Regions from separate parts of the Homo sapiens genome. Here region 1 is linked to region 2. Evidence: read pairs that join two places in POLR2A ChIA-PET (ENCODE). Cell type or tissue: PC-9. All regions are shown on one strand.

Region 1 (2,500 bases), 71 kb before region 2:
GTTATTTTAACAATGTTTACAGCATCTCCACCAGGAGTAGATTCCATCTTAAAAAAACAAACTTCTTTATTTGCTCATCCATAAGAAGCAACTCTTCCATCTGCTCAAGTTTCATTATAGATTGCAGCAATTCAGTCGCATCTTCGACTCCATTTCTAATTCTAGCTCTCTCACTATTTTCACCACATTTGCAGTTACTTCCTCCACTGAAGTCTTGAACCCCTCAAAGTCATCAATAAGGGTGGGAACCAACTTTTTCCAAACTCCTGTTAATGTTGATATTTTGACCTCCTCCCATGTACCACAAATGCTCTTTTTCATTTTAATTATTTTTTTTAGAGACAGGGTCTCACTCTCATGCCCAGGCTGGAATAGAGTGGCAAGATCAGAGCTCATTGCAACCTCGAATTCCTGGGCTCAAGTGATCCTCCCACCTCAGCCACCCAAATAGTTGGGACTACAGGTGTACACCACCAAGCATGGCTAATTTTTTTTTTTTTTTTTTTTTTTTTTTTTTTTTGAGATGGAGTCTAGCTCTGTTGCCTAGGCTGGAGTGTGGTGGGGTGGTGTGATCTTGGCTCACTGCAACCTCCGTCTCCCAGGTTCAAGTGATTCTCCTGCTTCAGCCTCCCAAGTAGCTGGGACTACAGGCCCATGCCACCACACTCGGCTAATTTTTGTATGTTTAGTAGAGACCAGGTTTCACCATACTGGTCAGGCTGGTCTTGTACCCCTGACTTGTGATCTGCCCACCTTGGCCTCCCAAACTGCTAGGATTACAGGCGTGAGCCACCGCACCGGGCCATGGCTAATTTTTTGTAGAGATGGTCTCACTATGTTTCCCAGGCTGGTCTCAAACTCCTGGCCTCAAGGGATCCACCACCTGGGCCTATCAAAACATTGGGATTACAGACATGAGCCACTATGCCTGGCCATAAATATGTTCTTAATGGCATCTACAGTGGTGAATCCTTTCCAGATGTTTTTCAATTTATTTGGTCCAGATTTACCAGCAGAATCACTATGTCAGCTATAGCCTTATGAAATATATATATATACACACACACACACACATATATATATATATATTTTTTTTTTTGAGACAGAGTCTTGCTCAGTCGCCCAGGCTGTAGTGCAGTGGTGCAATCTCGGCTCACTGCAAGCTCCGCCTCCCGGGTTCACGCCATTCTCCTGCCTCAGCCTCCCCAGTAGCTGGGACTACAAGCGCCCGCCACCACGCCCGGCTAATTTTTTTTCTATTTTCAGTAGAGACTGGGTTTCACCGTGTTAGCCAGATGGTCTCAATCTCCTGACCTCGTGATCCACCCGCCTCGACCTCCCAAAGTGCTGGGATTACAGGTGTGAGCCACTGTGCCAGGCCATGAAATATATTTCTTAAATAATAAGACTAAAGTTGAGATTACTCCTTGATCCATGGGCCACAGAATGAATACTGCTATCTGGCATGAAAACGGTATTAATCTCAGGCAAGGCATGGTAGCTCATGCCTGTAATCCCAGCACTTTGGGAAGCTGAGGCAGGCAAATCCCTTGAGCCCAGGAGTTCTAAACCAGCCTGGGTAACAGGGTCAAACTGTGTCTCTACCAAAACACAAAAATTAACTGGGTGTGTTGGCATGTGCTTGTAGTCCCAGCTAAAGGCTGAGGTGGAAGGATCACCTGAGCCCAGGGACACTGAGCCTGCAGTGAGCCATGATTGTACCATTGCACTCCAACTTGGGCAACAGAATGAGACCTTGTCTTAAAAAACCAAACAGGCTGGGCACGGTCGCTCACGCCTATAATCCCAGCACTTTGGGAGGCTGAGGCGGGCGGATCATGAGGTGAGGAGATCGCGATCATCCTGGCTAACATGGTGAAACCCCATCTCTACTAAAAATACGAAAAAAATTAGCCGGACGTGGTGGCGGACGCCTGTAGTCCCAGCTACTCGGGAGGCTGAGACAGGAGAATGGCGTGAACCCAGGAGGTGGAGCTTGCAGTGAGCTGAGATCGTGCCACTGCACTCCAGCCTGGGCAACAGAGAGAGACTCCGTCTAAAAAGAAAAAAAAAAACCACACAAACAATATTAATCTCTTTGTACATTCCCATCAGAGGTCTTGGGTGAAGAGGTACACTGCCAGTGAGCAGTAACATTTTGAAAGGAACCTTTTTTCCTGAGCAGATCTCCACAGTGGGCTTAATAAATTCAGTAAACCATGCTGTAAAACAGATGTGATATCATCTAGGCTTTGTTGTTCCATTAATAGAGTAGATTTAGCATAATTCTTAAGGGCCCTAGGATTTTGGAATGGTAAATAAGCTTTTTTTGGAATGTTAAATTTGGTTTCCAATTAAAATCACCAGCTGCATTAGCCCCTAACAAGAGAGTCAACTTGTCCCTTGAAGCAACTGCCTTTTATCTAGCTATGAAAATCCTAGATGCTATCTTCTTCCAATAGAAGGCTGTTTCATTTACATGGAAAATCTGTTGTTTAGT
Region 2 (2,500 bases):
AAGGCAAGTGGATCACCCGAGGTCAGGAGTTCCAGACCAGCCTGGCCAATATGGTAAAACCCCATCTCTACTAAAAATACAAAAATTAGCCAGGCGTGGTGGCACACGCCTGTAATCCCAGCTACTAAGGAGGCTGAGGCAGGAGAATTGCCTGAACCTGGGAGGCAGAGGTTTCAGTGAGCCAATATCGCACCACTACACTCCAACCTGGGCGACAAGAGCGAAATTCCATCTCAAAAAAAAAAAAAAAAGAAAAGAAAACACTAAAGTAGCCTCAAAAGAGAGAAAGTACTCAGCCTACACACCGTGGAGTAAGAGTGTTATTATTATTATTTTTTTGAGACGGAGTTTCGCTCTTGTCACCCAGGCTGGAGTGCGACGGTGAGATCTCAGCTCACAGCAACCTCCACCTCCCAGGTTCAGGCGATTCTCCCACCTCAGCCTCCCGAGTAGCTGGGACTACAGGCGTGCACCACCATGCCCAGCTAATTTTGTATTTTTAGTAGAGATGGGGTTTCGTCATGTTGGCCAGGCTGGTCTTGAACTCCTGACCTCAGGCAATCTGCCCGCCTCGGCCTTGCAAAGTAGTTGGGATTACAGGCGTGAGCCACTGCACCCGGCCTGTTTTCTGTATAAAGTACACAAGAGACGTTGGATGGTATGAGAGAAGAAACCTGGGAGTTTGGAGTCAGGGTACCTGAGTTCAAGGTCTGGTTTCACCTCTTACCGACTCTGTGATCTTGGGCAAGTCATGGCCCCTCCCTGGGCCTCTCTCTCCATAATTAAAAAAAAAAAAAAAATCAAGGTTTAAAACGATACCATCTACCTTCCAGGGTTGTTTTGAGAATTAAATAAGGTAATATATATGAAAGAACCTAGCCTACTATCTGGCATATAATAAATGTTTACTGAATTTTAACCCTTTTTGATGTGAAAGTGCAATGCAAAAATAAAGTATTATTCCAAAAGTGAGATAAACAGAGAAAATTAATGAAACCTAATTAAGAGTGTCCGTTACCCCCCCAAAATAGAAAGATACAAAGAATGTATGTCTATCTACATGATATACATAATGTATCAATTCCTTGACTTAATAACCAAAACCAAGACCCGAGAATAACACAAACATCATCACTTGCAACTTCACAGCTTTAAGGCTGTCTAAAGGTCAGCAAAACCTAGGCACAGTTTAGGACAGGATTAGAACAGGAGAGCTTAAGGCCGGGCATGGTGGCTCACGCCTGTAATCCCAACACTTTGGGAGGCCGAAGTGGGCGGATCACTGGAGGTGAGGAGTTTGAGACCAGCCTGACCAACATGGTGAAACCCTGTCTCTACTAAAACAATATAAAAATTAGCCAGGTGGTAAAGAGCAGTCAGGTGCACCTGTGAGGAAGTCAGGTGCCGTGACTCAGACTCGAGTAAACACGAAGTATGAGTTCAACCCAGAAAACTGCTCTCTCTTGGGTTTTGCAAACTTGTCAGAAATAAATCACTAACTTTAGAAAGCTTTGGTGCAAGAAAAAAAAAAAAATTAGCCAGGTGGGGTGGCGGACGCCTGTAATCCCAGCTACTAGGGAGGCTGAGGCTGAAGAATCACTTGAACCCGGGAGGCGGAGGTTGCAGTGAGCAGAGATCGCACCATTGCACTCCAGCCTGAGTGACCACAGTGAAACTGTCTCACAAAAGAAAAAAAAAAAAAGAATAGGAGAGCTTAAAATTCAGACTAAACTTTAATTTTTTTAATTTTTTTTTTTGAGACAGAGTCTCTGTCGCCCAGGCTGGAGTGCAGTGGCACGATCTCGGCGTACAGCAACCTCTGCCTCCCGAGTTGAAGCGATTCTCCTGTCTCAGCCTCCTGGGTAGCTGGGATTACAGGCATGTGCCACTATGCCCGGCTATTTTTCTTTTTCTTTTTTTTTTTTTTTTTGAGATGGAGTCTCGCTCTGTCACCCAGACTGGAGTGCAGTGGCGTGATCTGGGCTCACTGCAAGCTCCGCCTCCCGGGTTCACACCATTCTCCTGCCTCAGCCTCCTAAGTAGCTGGGACTACAGGCGCCCACCATCACGCCCGGCTAATTTTTTGTATTTTTAGTAGAGACGGGGTTTCACCGTGTTAGCCAGGATGGTCTCGATCTCCTGACCTTGTGATCCGCCCGCCTCGGCCTTCCAAAGTGCTGGGATTACAGGTGTGAGCCACCGCGCCCGGCCTATGCCCGGCTAATTTTTGTATTTTTAGTAGAGACGGGGTTTCACCATGTTGGTCAGGCTGGTCTTCAACTCCTGACGTCAAGCATTCCACTGGCCTTGGTCTCCCAAAGTGCTGGGATTACAGGCCTAAGTCACTGTACCTAGACAGACTAAACTTTTAAAATCAACTAGACACTTTATTATTTGTTCTAAATGGTCCAAATACCAAACATCATCAATGTGGTAGTCTGACATGTGTGCTACACATACGTTTTTATTTGTTATAGTTTAGGTCTCTGTTTCTTATCTA

Evidence for each region. Peaks named below come from ENCODE experiments on the same cell type or tissue, not always from the same donor. Only the 100,000 strongest peaks of a DNase experiment are listed, where the experiment ranks them.
Region 1: POLR2A ChIA-PET joins it to region 2 with 16 read pairs; 10 of 35 experiments call an interaction of 5 or more read pairs at or near these places.

Annotation. Positions count from the first base shown.
Region 1 is chr11:67,199,793-67,202,292 of GRCh38, reverse strand. All of the region lies in intron 5 of KDM2A (lysine demethylase 2A), which reads right to left. Among named protein-coding and RNA genes, the nearest start is that of GRK2, 65 kb to the left of the region's middle. In PC-9, no CTCF peak of the experiment used is centred here; no DNase peak of the experiment used is centred here.
Region 2 is chr11:67,129,164-67,131,663 of GRCh38, reverse strand. The region is part of intron 2 of KDM2A (lysine demethylase 2A); the gene reads right to left. Among named protein-coding and RNA genes, the nearest start is that of KDM2A, 11 kb to the right of the region's middle. In PC-9, no CTCF peak of the experiment used is centred here; a DNase peak (open chromatin) is centred at 1,413; H3K27ac peaks cover 1,707 bases.